Regions from separate parts of the Mus musculus genome. Here regions 1 and 3 are each linked to region 2. The links are chromatin loops, found by intact Hi-C in ENCODE. Cell type or tissue: left cerebral cortex. All regions are shown on one strand. Each heading gives the region's core, and the rest is flanking DNA. Links, peaks and the distances in the headings are about the cores only.

Region 1 (4,915 bases), core at 1,015-3,514, 280 kb after region 2:
TTATTTTTGCTTTGTAGTTAGCTATCCTTCAAGGAAGGCATGGCCACGGAGGGGAGAGAGCAAGGAGGCAGCAGGAGACCACTGTAATGCAGAAACCTGTGTCTGGAAACAAACAGATGCAGTTTGAGTTTGGTTGTTTTGTTGTTGTTGCTATGCAATTGTTTTTGTTTTTGCAGAATATAGATGAGTGTGTGGCAATGGATGGGGAGGCTGCATAGCTGGGAGGGAAGGGAGAGAGATAAACGGAGCAAGAATGGTTTCCGCAGGCTCTTGTCAGTGCTAGAAAGGGAATGGAAATAACTGCCTAAACCGTAGCAGAATGGTATGCAGCCAGTGAAAAGGCCTTTCAAGCGACAGAATAAACCAAAGGGTTGTTAGTGGTATTAGTAATAATAGGACAGAACAATTTTTATACTGGGGGCTAGAGAGATGGCAGATGGGCTAAGAACACTTGCTGCTCTTGCAGAGGACCCAGGTGCAATTCCAAGAACCAGGAAAGCACCACCTTAGCTTGGAACTCCAGTTCCCAGAGATCCGATGCTCTCTCCTGGCTCCCACAGGTAGCATGCACACCCAGGCACATAGACATATATGCAGACAAAACATCTATATATGTAGATATAAAAATTACTCCTGTCTGGTGAATAAGAGGAGACAGCCTGGGCTACTAGTGTTTATTCAGCACATGGAAGGCTAAAACAGAAGGATTAAGAGTTCAAAGCCAACCTGGGCTAAATGAGTTCCAGGCCAACATGACATAAGCTCATCTCAAAAACAAACAACAAACAATCCAACAAACAAATTAAAAAAAAAACCACGTAAGCAAACCAACGCAGAACAAAATGGGTATGGTGGTGAAATCTTTTAATCTTAGCATCTGAGAGGCAGAGGCAGGCAGATCTCTGTGAGGTTACAACCATGCTGATCTACATAGCTAGTGGCAGGGCAGCCAGGCCTACCAAATGAAAAACTGTATTTAAAATAGTACAGGGGAAAGAATAGCTAGATTGTTTTAATGTTGTACTCTGTGTGCTACAATAGATAGTCTTCATCTCAATAGTAGACACACTTAAGCCCTGTGTCCCAGGGAGTATTTCAGAGGTTTATTCTCAAGCTGCTGAGACAGCTTGACAAGTAAAGGCACCTGCTGCCACCTTCAGGACCAGAGTTCAATGCTAGGACAAGCATGGTAAGAGCCAGTGCTCTGGTCACCATGTGTGTGTTGTGTCTCTTGTGCATACTCACATACACACACACACACACACACACACACACACACACACACTCATGCACACGCATATGCGTGCACACAGTCAATGCCAAAGTAATCTTCTTAAATAAAGAATGAAGTTGAAAAGTGTTTCTCAGCCCTATTTCATTGAATCCTTCAAAAGTTACACTAAATATTTTTTAGAATATTCATTTTTATGTGTCTGAGTATTTTTCTTTTTTCCCTTTTTAAAAAAATTATGATTTATTTATGTATATGAGTACACAATTGCTCTCTTCAGACACACCAGGAGAGGGCATCAGATCCCATCACAGATGGTTGTGAGTCACCATGTGGTTGCTGGGAACTGAACTCAGGACCTCTGGAAGAGCAGTCAGTGCTCTTAACCACTGAGCCATCTCTCCAGCTCGAGTATTTTTCTTGCGTGTATGTCTGTGTACCACACACATGCCTGGTACCTGCAGAGGCCAGAGATGGTGTCAAATCCCCAGGGATTGGAGTTATAGACAGTTGTGAGCTGCCATGTGGGTGCTAGGCCCAGGGCACTTTACAAGAGCAGCCAGGGTTCTTACCCACTGAGCCATCTGTCCAATCCCAACAAGGGAAATTTCTAGAGACCAGCTTTAGCTTTCAAAGCTACGAAATTTCTTACATTCACTCTATTTATCACCCAACCCCAAACAAACTAACTGCACACTATTACAGGAAACTCTACTTTGAAGTTCAAGATTCCTCTCATTTTCTGTGCAGGAGAACGAATAACAAAGCCAACGGTAACAAGAAACCTGCGTCCGAAGGGGTTCGAATTCACTTCTCTAGGTTCATATGTTTTTTTCCTCCTTTAGCTTAAAGCTCAATAATGCCATGTTTGTGATTTCTGTGCCTACAAGTCTGTAGCCTGTAGCCTGTAGAAATGAAATAAAATGGAAAATGAAATCCAAAGAGTCAACAGAAAAGAAGAAGAACAACCTTTGACATCTATCCAACATTTCGGCATTTCAATGTCAGATAGCTCTGACCTTGTGGTAGCTGTAATTACCACATATCACCACATATTAAAGCTGCTCTATATTAATTCAGTAAAGTGTCTTGACAAGCTTGAGATGTCCAAAATGAACTGCCACTTCACCTCCTTCTAACCTCTTATTTTTGCATTTTTGAAAAGAAAATGTCTTGGTGACTCCAGTCTGTAAATAGTGCTTCTTAACCCCAAGTCTGTAGTCAATAGCTTCTATTTGTGGGGAACGCTAGCGCCATCTAGTGGACACACGCCTCACTCCTTTTGTCAAATGATCTACGCAGCTGCCTCCAAAGATGCCCTGAAGTCACTCCTCTTACAACTTGGGTATAAAACCTGCACTTTTCTCTTCTTTCATTTTAAGGGATTTGTGTGTGCAAGGAATCAGTACTTTTTCGAGGACTCTAACATGCATTAGTTCAAATAACTCAATATTTTCACCTCAATGGAACCATTTTAGAGTCATATATTCATAGGTCAAAAATGGATCTAATGAGAAAGAAACCCACCGTTGGTGACTGAACCTGTCGCTCAGTGGCTTGAGCGAAGCTATAGGTTCAGTCACTACCACCTACACAACAACTTAGCTGCTAGGACCATGCTGAGCAGAACATTTATTTCACTAGCTATTAAAAAGCATTCCGGGTCCTAATTTTAAAATTTAACCATAAGCAAAACCACCTCCTTTTACATATGAAGTTGGGGATAAATATCTGAACTGTTATCACATAAATCTTTGCTAGATCAAGATAATTCTGCAGAGAAGAATCAAAGCCAATCTAATGGTAATTACGGATTTTTTAAAAAATGAATACCAATTAGAGAGTGAGAAAGAGCGAGTTCTTAGCAGACGATGATCTGTAAATGACTTTCTCCACCTTCTCTTCATAGAGCCGAAATAGTTTTGCTTAGTTCGTTTTGCTTCCATTAAGAGCATGCGTTACTTTTCCCTTAGAAAACAGAATGCCAATCAGTCTTAAATGTTGGTGTCAAAACTGGATTCCTGAGCACACTGTCCTATTCAGTTGTTGCCCAGCATTATCTGCTTCTTAATGGAATCTAGTGTTCTGCATAGGCTATGCTGTGCTGATCTACACTGTGTTCTGCACAGGCTATGCCGTGCTGATCTACACTGTGTTCGGCACAGGCTATGCTGTGCTGATCTACACTGTGTTCTGCACAGGCTATGCTGTGCTGATCTACACTGTGTTCTGCACAGGCTATGCTGTGCTGATCTACACTGTGTTCTGCACAGGCTATGCTGTGCTGATCTACACTGTGTTCTGCACAGGCTATGCTGTGCTGATCTACACTGTGTTCTGCACAGGCCATGCTGGGCTGATCTACACTGTGTTCTGCACAGGCTGGGCCGTGCTGATCTACACTGTGTTCTGCACAGGCTGGGCCTTGCTGATCTACACTGTGTTCTGCACAGGCCATGCTGGGCTGATCTACACTGTGTTCTGCACAGGCCATGCTGGGCTGATCTACACTGTGTTCTGCACAGGCTATGCTGTGCTGATCTACACTGTGTTCTGCACAGGCTGGGTTGTGCTGATCTACACTGTGTTCTGCACAGGCTGTGCTGGGCTGATCTACACTGTGTTCTGCACAGGCTATGCTGTGCTGATCTACACTGTGTTCTGCACAGGCCATGCTGGGCTGATCTACACTGTGTTCTGCACAGGCTGGGCCGTGCTGATCTACACTGTGTTCTGCACAGGCTGGGCCGTGCTGATCTACACTGTGTTCTGCACAGGCCATGCTGGGCTGATCTACACTGTGTTCTGCACAGGCCATGCTGGGCTGATCTACACTGTGTTCTGCACAGGCCATGCTGGGCTGATCTACACTGTGTTCTGCACAGGCCATGCTGTGCTGATCTACACTGTGTTCTGCACAGGCTATGCTGTGCTGATCTACACTGTGTTGTGCACAGGCTATGCTGTGCTGATCTACACTGTGTTCTGCACAGGCTGGGTTGTGCTGATCTACACTGTGTTCTGCACAGGCTATGCTGTGCTGATCTACACTGTGTTCTGCACAGGCTATGCTGTGCTGATCTACACTGTGTTCTGCACAGGCTGGGTTGTGCTGATCTACACTGTGTTCTGCACAGGCTGTGCTGGGCTGATCTACACTGTGTTCTGCACAGGCTATGCTGTGCTGATCTACACTGTGTTCTGCACAGGCTATGCTGTGCTGATCTACACTGTGTTCTGCACAGGCTGTGCTGGGCTGATCTACACTGTGTTCTGCACAGGCCATGCTGGGCTGATCTACACTGTGTTCTGCACAGGCCATGCTGGGCTGATCTACACTGTGTTCTGCACAGGCTGGGCCGTGCTGATCTACACTGTGTTCTGCACAGGCTGGGCCGTGCTGATCTACACTGTGTTCTGCACAGGCCATGCTGGGCTGATCTACACTGTGTTCTGCACAGGCCATGCTGGGCTGATCTACACTGTGTTCTGCACAGGCCATGCTGTGCTGATCTACACTGTGTTCTGCACAGGCTATGCTGTGCTGATCTACACTGTGTTCTGCACAGGCTATGCTGTGCTGATCTACACTGTGTTCTGCACAGGCTATGCTGTGCTGATCTACACTGTGTTCTGCACAGGCTATGCTGTGCTGATCTACACTGTGTTCTGCACAGGCTGGGC
Region 2 (8,896 bases), core at 3,849-6,348:
ACAACTGAATTTATAAGTCTGATGTTCAGGTATAAGGGCTTGACTAATAGGAAAGGGTTGGGATAGTGTATAAGCCTTGAAAACCAAATTTGGTCACTTAGGGAATGAGTGCATGCGGAGAAAACGAGCATTTGAGAGTAGAAAAATGAAAAAAAGTAGACAGAGTCAGAAACACACTAGGATCCACCATGAGACTAAGAGGGAGCATCCAATGAGAGCATCCAATGAGGGCATCCAGTGGGGGGCATCCAATGAGAACATCCAATGAGGAGGGCATCCAATGAGAAGGGCATCCAGTGAGAAGGGTATCCAATGAGAGCATCCAGTGAGGGTATCCAATGAGGGCATGCAATGAGGGCATCCAGTAGGGACATCTAATGAGAGCATCCAATGAAGTACCCAACATGGCCTCCAACCATGCCAAGTACTTCTAAGGAGGAAGGCGAAAATTAGAAAATGAGAATAAATTGGTTAAATGGCAAATGTTTCACTTAAACTGAAGAAACATGGGGGCTGGAGAGATGGCTCAACCCTTAAGAGTACTTACTGCTCTTGTAGAATCCAGATGTTCAGTTCTCAGCACCCAAGTGGCAGGTGCTCTCACAACCATCAAGAACTCGAGTTTCAGAGGATCCAGTGCTCTCTGATCTCCTCTGGCAGCAAACACACATGTGCTACACATATGTACATGGAAGCAAAACACTCATATATGTTAAATAAAAATAAATAATTGTATTTTAAAATAAAAACACACTGGAGGAGTAAGATTTATTGATCTATTGCACTGAGTAGTGACCTTAATTAATTATGGCATTTTACAAAATTGATAAAGTCTACTTTTACTATCCTCACCATCACCATTCCTGCCAACAGATGAGGTCATGAGTGTATTAGCTAAGGTAGAGTCATTTAGAAAGAGGGAACCTCAGTTGATAGTGTCCTCTGAACAAGACTATGGGGCATTTTCTTGATTGATATGGGAGGGCCTGGCTCACTGCAGGCAGTGACACCATGCTTGCTGTCCTAGATACTTTAAAACGTAGGAATATATATATACACACAAAATAGAAAAGCTTCATATTAGTCTAAAATCTGTAAGTATAGAGATATCATGGCTTCTGAAGAGCCTGTCCTCTGAAGAAATTGTCTCTGTGATCTTCGAAAGACAAAATGACAAGTGTTCTCTATTTAAAAGTGGCAAGTAGTTCAAACATACTGATATAGCTGTCTCTTGTGAGACTAGGCTGGGGCCTAGCAAACACATAAGTAGATGCTCACAGTCAGCTATTGGATGGAGCACAGGGCCCCCAATGGAGGAGCTAGAGAAAGTCCCCAAGGAGCTAAAGAGATCTGCAACCCTGTAGGTGCAACAACATTATGAACTAACCAGTACCCTGGAGCTCTTGAATCTAGCTGCATATGTATCAAAAGATGGCCTAGTAAGTCATCACTGGAAAGAGAGACCCATTGGACAGGCAAACTTTATATGCCTGCCCCAGTACAGGGGAATGCCAGGGCCAAAAAATGGGAATGGGTGGGTAGGGAAGTGGGGGGGGAGGGTATGGGGGACTTTTGGGATAGCATTCTAAATGTAATTGAGGAAAATACGTAATAATAAAAAATATTTTAAAAAGAAAAGAAAAGTTAAAAATCCATTAAAAAAACAACGGAAAACATTAGGAAACTACACTTAAACATGATATGTAGAGTGATAATTATTTTTTTATTTCTAAGAATTAATGATAATTTTAGTTTCAAGACACTTTGCCATCCCAGCTGAACTTGGAGGAAACTGAAGATTTTTAAAAGAGATGCTCATGTGGGAAGGGCTAAATTTAATATAGATGCAATAAAGTTGCAGTTTTCTTGTATCACAATTTTCATTTATAGATCAGATTAGTTGTACATATTTAGTATAACTCAGTATATGTACAATCACCAGAAAAATAAAATCACAGAAAAAAAATCTCTTTAATGTGTAGCTCTTCTAACCTACAATTATATAATTAGAATTATTCTAGGAGTATGTGTGTGTGCACATGTGTGTATATATGTACACAAGTGTTTGCATGTGTGTGTATATGTGTGTGCATATGTGTATGCCTGTGTTTGCATTTGTGTATTTGTGTGTGCATGTGTGTTTGAGTGTGTATGTGTGTCCATGTGTGTTTGCATGTGTATGTACATGTGTATGTGCACCTGTGTGTATGTGTGCATGTGTATGTGTGTATATGTGTGTGCATGTGTGCATGTACGTGTACAGAATGTGTGTCCATGTGCGTTTGCATGTGTGTGTGCACCTGTGTGTATGTGTGTGTATGAGTGTGTGTGTGTGTGTGTGTGTGTGTATGTGTCTGTGTGTATATGTGTGTGCATGTGTGAGTGTACCTGTGCAGAAGGCGTCGGGTGAGAACAATGAGAACAGAGCCACACTACACTGCAGACTTTCTGTGACATACTGAAATGAACCTGAGTGGAGCACTGATGTTCTTTTAGAAAGGCCCTGGGTGGTCCTGATGTCTACAAGTGACCAGGTCAGTGATTTCAAGTCTTGCTAAATTGAAATAATGTGAGAAGACCTAAAGTCTCAACCACAGCATAGATCAAACAAAACCGAAGGTTGGATTGTGGGATTCTCTTCAAGCTCCTTAGGAGATTATCACAGTGTTCAGCCAAGGCACCACTGCCTTCCAGACCACTGCTTAGATGGCAGTGATCACAGTAGCTTCTTTCCATCTACACATAAATAAACGTAAATGTAAATAAATTGGGCACTTATTGATTCAGTGTTTGTGGTGTATATTGGTGTTGTATGTCATTGGAAGTGACAGTTTTCATAGAAAAGAGGCAAAAGCAAAGGGCAGAGAAACCCTGTCTCAAACAAAACAGAACAATGGGTATGTGTAGAGAAACCTCCGAGTGTGAGGAACAGGGCAGCCACCATACATCCGGAGGACAAAGCTTCATGTTCAAGGCCACAGAGCCACAGACAGAGGAGCCTGGGTCTCAGATGGCACTGGAGCCTTACCACTGCAGCCCAGCATTGCCTGCCCAGACTTGAGTATAAGAGAGAACACCCCCCCAACACACACACACACACACACAAACACACACACACTCACACACACACACACACACACACACTCACACACACACACTCACACACACACACACACACACTCACACACACACACACTCACACACACACTCACACACACACACACACACACTCACACACACACACTCACACACACACACATTCACACACACACACACTCACACACACACACACACACTCACACACACACTCACACACACACACACACACACACTCACACACACACACTCACACACACACATTCACATACACACACACACACTCACACACACACACACTCACACACACACTCACACACACACACACACACTCACACACACACACACTCACACACACACACTCACACACACACACATTCACATACACACACACACACTCACACACACACACACTCACACACACACTCACACACACACACACACACACTCACACACACACACACTCACACACACACACTCACACACACACACATTCACACACACACACACTCACACACACACACACACTCACACACACACTCACACACACACACACACACACTCACACACACACACTCACACACACACACACACACATTCACACACACACACACACTCACACACACACACACTCACACACACACACTCACACACACACTCACACACACACACACACACTCACACACACACACTCACACACACACACATTCACACACACACACATTCACACACACACACACTCACACACACACTCACACACACACTCACACACACACACACTCACACACACACTCACACACACACACACACACACTCACACACACACTCACACACACACACATTCACACACACACACACACACTCACACACACTCACACACACACACACACTCACACACACACACTCACACACACACATTCACACACACACACACACACACACACACTCACACACACACACACACACACACACACACACACACTCCACCTCCCACACACACTACTGAAACCAGAGTCATTCTTTAGCTGTCTCATTCAACAACCAAGGCTGTATCCAAAGAAATTCAAATCCTGAATTTGAAGTCTCACTAAAGGTGTTCTCTAATACATATGGTCACTCCTCTCCCTAGAAGATAAAGACTTCCTGGCACTTGAACAAAATACCCCAATGGGGAGGTTGAATTTCAAAATACATGCCTACCAATGTCTCCATTCTACTTACCGGGGATTTTCACTTCTAATTTTAGAACTGGAGGCATGTTCCATAGTTTTCTCTCTAAGTGACTCAAAATTCACAATGTTCAGTAAGTATAGACAAATATTTAATTTAATGTGAAATATTATTTATCTGCTTTAGAAGTTGCCAGATCTTTCCAGCCCTTAATGCTCCTGAGTCCATCTTTTAATTCATTTTGTAATTCGGCATTTCAGTAAAGTATGACTTCAAATCATCTGTAATGTGTTTGCTGTTTGCATCTTATAATTTTAAAAAATAAATTCTCCAGCTTTATGTTCATCGTGTGGATAGATAGCATGCTGCTACTTTATTAGATAATTCCACAGCAAATCACCTTTCTTTTGTGGTTTATTTTATTCTATTTGTACGTGTTTGTATTTGCTTTCATGAGTTTTTACGTACTACATGCATATAGGATGCAGCATAAGTTAGCAGAAGGCTCGGAATCAATCCCTCGGAGCTCTGGAGTCAGGCTTAGCGTGCTGAGATCCGAATCTAGGTTCTCTGAAAGAACAAGCCTTTGCCACTGCCGAGCCTTCTTTACAGCCCTACATGCTCCCGATTCCATACTTTAATTCATTTTTAATTCCGCATTTCCGTTAACTATGATTTCAAATCACTTATCATTGTGTCTGTGGATTGTAATGAGTTTCTCTTTGAAAATCTTTTTCTTTTCCTCACAATGTCTCTAGGCTGCAATTTACGAATTTGCCACTGGGTGGCACCAAATTTTACCTTTTTGTTTTTCCTTTGAACTTGGTACACAGTTGTAAATATTTAAGTTGTAGGAGTTAGTCAAGAATTAATTACTTTAATCGGGTAAAGCTGTACGCTAATCCCTATGTCAATGCTAAAGAACCAACCCTTGCACCATAGATTTGTAACAGAAGAAACAGCTGACGTGCCATAAGGGTTTATTACAGTTCAAAAGAGCTAGCTCAAGTTGCGTGCAGCATTGATGGGTACTTAAACCTGAAATTCGATTAACCCAAAAGAAACTGTTCAAATATGCTAAGTCACAACAAACATTAAGGAACCCATAACACAGATACCAAACATAACTCAGATGGGTTCCGGTTACATGCATCCATTTGAAGAAGATCTGAAGCTTACAAAAGCCACGTGCTTTCTTGGATAATCGGCTCCGGGTGTTCATATTGAGGTTCTACGCTCTTGACAGGATTTTTTTTTTTTTTTTGCGGGCTTTCCCAGGGCTATGAAGCTATCTTTTGATCTTCATATCAAAGGTAGTGAACATCTAAGATGCGGTTGTCCTTGGCTCGGGCTTCCTCTTTTCTCTGATAGCAATTTACACGTGCAGTCCCAACTGTATTTTATAATCCGCTGTCTGTAGGTTGCTGTCTCCTCATATACCAAACAAGTAAGAGCATGGGAGAAAGTGAGGGCGGGGTTCAAAACAAGTAGGCAAGAGAAAAGAGTCTTGCTGGACAGTTACTCTGCCTGTTTCTTAGACCAAAGATATTGAAATTACGGTCGAAGGCTGTGAGTTACTTACACTGAGGAGTTGGTCCACTGTCAGGCCTCATTGACTTTGCCTTGAACGTAGCCGCAGTATCTGGTCGTTCATTTTCCACTCCCGTGCTGTAACCCTTCATAAGCCTCTGTCCTTTCATCGATGGCCTCAGAACTCCTCTTACTTCTACCATATTGCTGCCTTCAATCGACTCAGAAGAGCTGACTCTTAGCCAGTGTGATGTCTCACTGCCGTTCAAAGGCCTCTATGATCAGGGAAATTTGTGACATTTTAGGTTACATCTACATAATTTCTTACTGCCCATAAGAATGTATGTATGTATCCATGCTCAAAATAATGAATTCCATCCTGTCTAAAATGGACACATTAGTAGAATTAGTAGAAAACCAACTACCTTCTTACAGCAACCTCTATCACTGAGAGCTGGGTGTGAATGTACCACGTCCACAGATGATGTCACAATATCATAGACTTCTGTAAATTCCTTGACTGGCCTAACTTTCATCTTTGAGCATCTCAACAGCTCACTCTGCAAGGACTCACCTCACTTTTAAAATTAGCACAGCAGTTCTCTGAACAACTCTGAGTCCCCAAGATAAGCCTATAGGATTTGTTTCAGAAAATATTAAAATAATACTCGGTGATCATAAGTATGCTTGCATGCGTGTGGGCGTACATATGTAGGTAAAGCTCTTGAAGTAGAATCGCTGTGCACTATAGGATGTAAGAGGCGTGTATTAGTTGTTTGCTTCTGTTTTCCTAGTTGTCTTGCCTTGGTTCTACTCTTCTTGTGAGGAATGCCATCATGCCCCAGTCCTCCTTAGATGTGACAGTGCTTTGACATGATCTATGTGTCCCCTGGTCACAGCACAGGTTATCTGTGTCTTACAGATCAGACAAATTCATCTCAAGAGCTATGGCAACCTAACCGATTTGACATACTTAATAAGTACACATGAAACTCGAACCCAAGTCCCCGGAACTCCAGAAGCTACAATGGATATACCCTGCTGTGGTTTCACATGTCAATTATACAAATATAAACATTGTTTCTATGGAGAACTACCTGAAGATGGAATGCCACTCCAAGATCTAGATTCTGGTTAGCCAGCTGATTCCTCTGTCAAAACCAAGGTTGAATCCATCCCAGGAGTCAGTCCTTCCTAAGAGGTTGAATTTGGATTCTGCAGGGAAGCACAGGCTACTTGCTTCGCATTTTATTTTTAATTGAGAACACCAGAGACATCAGAATGTGTCCGGTCACAGACAGCACTTTCAGTGAGGTGCTTTTGTTTATGGGAGAATTAGTTGTAATTCAAGGGAGAAGAAAACCCAAGCAACAGAAATGTGTGCTTATTTAGGCCAGAAAACGAGTTTGAGACTACTGACATCATAATTACTAATATTATTATCACTCCACTTTGTAGAGAAAAATACTAAGTTTCTAGTAACCTGCAAGGTAAAGATAGGGTCATGATTAATTCTAAGTGCCTTCTTGTCTTGTCCCAGAGAGACTAGAGTCCACAATAACCTGCCCTTCTGTATGCTTTAGCTGCCTTCTCTCTTTCCATGTCACCAAGGTCACAGCTTGACAAATTTATCTCTGAACTTGGAAGTTTTATTGGTGAGTCTCTCAGACAAAAATATTTTGTCCTAATGCATTCTTTCTTTTTTTAACTCTTGAGGGTAACTTTATTAAAGTTTAGGAGAGAGAAAAATAGACCCTAGGGCAGGCAATCTGTAAGTTGCTGCAACCACCCAGGGGAGGCGAATGGAGGAGAAGAAAAAGAACCATGCCATTTGAGCTGCCAGCATGGAGACCCACCACATAGTGGCAGACAACCCTGTGTTGAAGAGGCAGGCTTTAGAAAAAGAATAAAGAAGCCTAAGGCATCAGAAAAAGCATATTGAAGTTCTGGCCACCATCTGAAACAGACAGGAAAAAAAACAAAAAAACAAAAAAACCAAGTTGCATTCAGAAAGGTGAGCTGAGCCAGCTGAACCTCAGAGTGACTTAGCTTCTCTTCCGAATGCCTTCTAATGTTGATCTCAAGCACAATTAGAAGTGCTTAATATTTTCATGCTGACGTAAAGATGACATGACTCAGCTGAGGTGGAAATGCAGCCCCGAGTGGAGGCTTCCAGCTGGATGGGGACGTTCTACTGGGCAGGCCGAGGCTTTGTACCCTGTGGCATTCCCAAGGATGAGGTGGAAAGCACTGGTAGAAAAACGAATTCTTTGTACAAAAGCTAGCACACTCGCTCCAGCCTTTCGTTCAGTTTCATCTCTGCACGTTCCTCAAGGAAACAACTTGGAACTATTCAGAAGATAAGCCACAACCTAGCTTAGCTGCACACAGTTCGTTCTGCTACATGGAAACGTAAGGTTGAAGATCAGTCAAACCTTAGTCTTTAAGGATGGCGCTGATTCACCCTCAGTGGAGTCATGCGCGTCACTGTGGCACCATCGTGCAGAGATGCGTCATTGTTCTGTGTTGTCATCTTTCACATTTCCTCTTCTCCTGCGCATCAGGCTTTCTCTTTACCCAGTTAGTCACCTTTCTGCTTACTTACTGTATTCCATTAGTCTCTGTTTCTCACCTCACTGAAGATTCCTTCCTCCCCTGTTATGACCTCTTTTTCAGTTTTATGACCCAAATTTGCATACCTCTCTCTCTCTCTCTCTCTCTCTCTCTCTCTCTCTCACACACACACACACACACACACACACTCACACATACAATTTTAAGTCGGAGCTGCAAGAGTTCTGTGAGAAAGATCAGTGGGCTACCTTGTTCCTTAAGGTGGACTATTTCTGTTGCTTCCCAAGCTCCCTTTTTTTTTTTTTTTTTTTTCATCTCTGTGTAATGTCAGCACATGTCCAGGACTCTTGGTTAGAGTAGCTGAAATGCAGCACACAATAACTTAAACCAAGAAGGCAACTACAAGTTCAAATGACAGCCAGACACATCTCAACATGGGGAACGTCAGATGTTGAGCCTTGGCCCGTCCCTCAGTCTCCACCTTGGCTGCTTTCTGGGATCATCTCCATCTCAATGGTTTTGGTTT
Region 3 (4,915 bases), core at 1,015-3,514, 280 kb after region 2:
CCATGTAAGACTTTTCCCTCTTATATGTGCAGAATCTGGCAAGCAATGTCTGATCAGGATGTCTGATATCTTAACAAGGACAGCCTCATCCTTTATACTATGAAGTGATGTGCACCCTGTGCTGCCTGGAATGGTTCTATGTAAAAGTATTCGCAAATGAAGACGTTCATTTACACATGGATATCTTGACAGGGAACTGCATTTTGACAAAAGAGTATAAAAGAAGGATGTCTTCTTAAGTGCCTTCTAAAGTCAGCCCTCTTGAGTGAAGGGCACAGTATCGCAAGACACAGAGCAGCTGAGAATCTCCCGGAAGGACAGCAAGCTTACCGAGCACATTCTTACAGCATGTGGGTGATCACTCCCTCAGTTGCCTCAATAGAAACTGTCCTTCAGTTCCCCCAAGGAGCATCCTCGGAAGACAGAGACAACAAAGAGGCTCATCTGAGGTCCAGGAGGTGTGAAGAGGAGGGTGAAACACTATAAGAGGGGAGCGCAGAATCTAAGTTCCAACTCCATGGTCTTGGCTTCTAGATGGGTCTCTTCCTCAGAGCAACGGTATTCTCTTCAAATAGTTCAGATGAACTCTTGTGAACAGAGCAAGATAATCATCTGCTTACTAGAGAGACTGAGTGTAGGAGTTCTGCCTTGGTACTGCTGTCAGAGCTGAGAAAATGCAAGGACTGTGAAGTTCCCTACGCCATTAGTTTTTGTTTGTTTGTTTGTTTGTTTGTTTTTTCTAACTGTAAACAGAGATTCTGAATGGTCTCCCAGATGCTTGAAAGTTTATCCAGGTGATCAATTTATCAAATACACATCACAGGTCTTTTAATAAGTGTAAATGTAGTCCAGAGATATTAGGAAACACTGTTAGCCGGGGCCTAGCAAACACAGAAGTGGATGTTCACAGTCAGCTATTGGATGGATCACAGGGCCCCCAATGGAGGAGCTAGAGAAAGTATCCAAGGAGCTAAAGGGATTTGCAACCCTATAGGTGGAACAACAATATGAACTAACCAGTACCCCAGAGCTCTCGACTCTAGCTGCATATGTATCAAAAGATGGCCTAGTCGGCCATCACTGGAAAGAGAGGTCCGTTGGACTTGCAAACTTTATATGCCCCAGTACAGGGGAACGCCAGGGCCAAAAAGGGGGAGTGGGGAGGGGTGGGTATGGGGGACCTTTGGGATAGCATTGGAAATGTAAACGAGGAAAATACCTAATAAAAAAATTAAAAAAAAAAAGAAGTGTTATCATGAATTACAGATCATGTCTCTGACACTATCACATGAAGAGAGGTTTTGCAAATAAATGGCTAATTTATCTACATGATAGAAAACAAAAGATTTGTCTCAAATTTTACCTGATCACATGTTTTGGAGCGGGGTTGGGGAAGGGTGGTGCCCACCAGGAACTGTTGCAGCTCATATGCATACAGCTGTATATTTATGGACAGGGAGATTTGCTTGTCTTCAGAGTCTACATATTGAAACCAACAGAAGACTTTCACTCCCCCGAAGCCAGATATTTTGCACATTATTCCAAGCATATATTGTAAAATAAACACTAAAAAACATTTCAGCATTCGTTCCAATGTGTTGGCTACCAAATGTCAGTAAGCAAGCCAATCTCTGAAGGAGAGGGTGTGGAAAGTCACCCTGCCGGGCACCAGGAGCCTTGGATTCCGCAGCCCAACAGGCTGGAGAATGGCCTGAGAAGCTGCGTGGCCAAGCACTGGTAGGTGGTTGCTGCTGCTCTAGCTCTGGAGAGCGTCGTGTGAGAAACACTGTTTTAATTTATAGCTAATCAGAAATTTAAAAACCTCAGCTACTTCAAAACATATAAAAGGCATTTTATCTAAAACTATATAATTAGAGTTACAGATAGAACAATGGGAAACTTTTCAAACTGAAATAAATCAAACATTTTTTCTCCTCCTTTTCTTTTTGTCCTTTAAATTTGAAAACAGTGCCCCCAAGTGGCTAGAAGTATTTCCTACAAGAACGGAGACACCTCACAGGCTATAATGCTGGACTTAGGGTTTGGCCCAGAGCATATGTAGTACAAATTAATTATAAATGTCTTTTAGCTTGCCACAAATATTTTTAAAAAAGTTGCGCCACTTTTGCTCTCATTGTTTACATTATAAAACATGAACACAAGGCCTATTGATCCTCAAATCTCATTTCACTCTTAAATCTTATGAGGTCTGACATAACCTGGCATTAGGTAACCACAGGCTATATGAAATAAAATAGAATAAAAGGAAATAAACACCAGAGAAAATGATGGTATTCTCTATTCCTTCATTTGTGTCACAAAAATAATCCTAAAATTTATGATGTTGTTGTAATATAACTAGGTGAAGGTTCATAAGGAAAAACGCCTCCCACTTAAATAGTGGGTATAGCATGCAAGGATAGCATGCACTTAAATAGTCGATAGCATGCAAGGGCGTGGTTCAGTATATGGCTATACACCCACTTCCCGATACAAGGAACTAATAGTAGTTTCTTTGTGCCAACATCTAGAAGAATTCTTTGAAAGAAAACACAAAACAATTCCTGGGTATAACCAATATCTTTATTGATATGTAAAAATAATTTTTACACAAAACATTGATAAAGAGGGTTTTTCTCCTGGTAGGTGGTGGCGTATAATCACAACTTTTAGAAGATGGGGGAAGGGAGGATAATGAGGTAGCGGGCAACCTGAGCCACACAGTGAGTCTGCGACCAGCCTGGGCTACAAACCAAGATCCAGTCTCAACAACAAACAAACAAGCAAACAAACAGCACTTCAAACAGTCCGAACTGCGTCAGCAGTGTAGACCAGGAAGAGACACTTGGCACTTAAAGGTTTAATATTGACTAGACCCTTTAAAAATAATTGCTTAGCTAAATATTTATGTTCTTGTGTCTACCTGCCTTCAGCTAGCATTGATTTATCTGTCTGTTTGCTTTTCACCAGGCTCCACTGTGTAGCAAAGCTCTTGTATTTTAAGTGTATAACCATGGTCTAAAAATGCCTCAGCCTTCAAGCCAACAGACTCATCCTGAATAATACAATGATGGAAATTCAAAAGACTCAAGGCTGTGGTCCTGGGAAATGGTAGAAGGTGGCTAAATGACACATTCTCCCTTCCATGTTTTCCTTATTATGCTTTCTTTGCTTATACACATGCATTTCTCATATGAAGCACGAGAAAGTCTCATGTTATTTCATGCCAATTAACAAATTGCTAACATGTCATGTTAATAAAAAAAGCAATTGACCTAAGTAGAGGGGCTAATTAAATGGAGTTAGATAATTAAACGATTCTCAATATGTAATCAAAAATTATGGCTGGAAGTGTTTCACAATGTTGTCTTTTTGTTTTCCGGTATCTGTCTATCTGCAAAATTCTAATCACTGTATCCATATGCATAAAAGACAGATCCAGTGCAGATGTTAATTTGTTGCATGATAGAAATCAGGTGTTCAATTACAAATAATGGGGTGTATGAGAGAACGTCCAAGATTTCCACTTAGCCGAACACATGCATCTCAGCCGACACAGGGCTGCAAAGCCTTCCTTCTGGAATTAGCTACTAACATGCGGCCGAGTCACATCACATTCAACTCCTTTATTATCTTCATTATGTAATATTCACATCTCCAGCCCTTGGGTGTTACCTAATTTGCCACTGATTTAGGAGTTTGAACATTCAGAGATCTGGATTTTATTTATCGTCCTTGAATTTGCTTCAATGGCTGATTTTTTATTTTTATCTAAACTCTAAAGCACTTTAACAGAGGGCCTTGTTCCCTAATCATACATTTAAATGGCCAAAAGGCATTTGCTTTTATAGTAACGTAAATATTCCTCCAAGTTTTCAACACACTAAACCAAATTCAACACATCCTGACACAGTGTGCGCCTGATACTGTGCACAAAGGAGACACTGTGTCAATTTGACTTCTTTCATACACTACTAACCAAGTCACAATCTTTAAGATGTCAAAAAGAATTAAGATACTCAATAGGCAAAAAAGACAGACAATCCTTAGCTACAGAATAAATGCCATGCACATGTCAAATATTTCGCCTTAAATCAAGACACTGCTATTTAGAGTTTGTAGTCAGTTACTGGATATTTAATACAGTCATGTTTCAGAAACGTCAATGTTAGATACCCACAGATGAGACACCAGAAAGATCATCTGGATCGCTTGGCAGTGAACACTGCTGGGGGGCTTCATTATCTTAATAAAGAGGGATTTTTCAAAAGCACATTATTTTTTAATTCCTTTCATTCCCTCATTTCAACGAAATCAATTTCAAAATGTGTGACTATCTAAGGTCCCTTATTCATTAAAAATAAATGCTGTTCGTCAGTCTGTGGGATCTGGTAGAGTCTCCCAGGGATTCCCAGTTAACGGTGAGGGGCTGTTTCTGTAAACCTAGTGCTGCAGACTGATGACCACATGGGCCAGAGTTAGTCACAGATGTGCTTAGAAATCGGACAATTTAGAAAACAGATATTGCAGAATTCTTTTCTTGCAGGGCATCTTCTCTTGGTTCCTTTGATTCTCACTGTTCCACATCTAGTGCATTTCACCGAGCTACTTCATGTGTGTATCTGGATGCTCTGGCCTTTGGCAGCATGTGAGCACTGTGATTGTTAATGGAATCACCATAGAAGAAAGGCTCTGGGTAGGGCGGTGCAGTGCGGCCCGCTGGTTCAGACAACAAACTCTGGAATCAGACAGGTCAGATTGAATCATGGCACTTACTAGCTGGATACGACTCAATTTCTTTCTGTTTCAGGAATCTCACCTGTCAGTTGCTATGATAATGCTTATTACAGAGTTGAATAATCTGAATGAGCATAGAAAGTCCTTAGCACTTGAGTAAGTTTTATATAATTAATTG

What was found. Peaks named below come from ENCODE experiments on the same cell type or tissue, not always from the same donor. Only the 100,000 strongest peaks of a DNase experiment are listed, where the experiment ranks them.
Region 1: it touches region 2 in a loop (12-fold over the local background); 34 of 42 quality-filtered maps call a loop at or near these places.
Region 3: it touches region 2 in a loop (7-fold over the local background); 34 of 42 quality-filtered maps call a loop at or near these places.

Annotation. Positions count from the first base shown.
Region 1 is chr6:23,455,464-23,460,378 of GRCm38, forward strand. All of the region lies in intron 8 of Cadps2 (Ca2+-dependent activator protein for secretion 2), which reads right to left. Among named protein-coding and RNA genes, the nearest start is that of Gm38775, 110 kb to the right of the region's middle. In left cerebral cortex, for the core only: CTCF peaks have their summits at 2,486 (motif pointing left) and 2,689; a DNase peak (open chromatin) is centred at 2,483.
Region 2 is chr6:23,175,252-23,184,147 of GRCm38, forward strand. 4930554P06Rik (RIKEN cDNA 4930554P06 gene) reads right to left here and starts at 6,264. Exons shown (of 2, transcript NR_167898.1): 1 at 6,222-6,264; 2 at 5,230-6,071. In left cerebral cortex, for the core only: a CTCF peak has its summit at 5,045 (motif pointing right); a DNase peak (open chromatin) is centred at 5,038; H3K4me3 peaks cover 274 bases.
Region 3 is chr6:23,461,083-23,465,997 of GRCm38, forward strand. The region is part of intron 8 of Cadps2 (Ca2+-dependent activator protein for secretion 2); the gene reads right to left. Among named protein-coding and RNA genes, the nearest start is that of Gm38775, 110 kb to the right of the region's middle. In left cerebral cortex, for the core only: a CTCF peak has its summit at 1,980 (motif pointing left); a DNase peak (open chromatin) is centred at 1,987.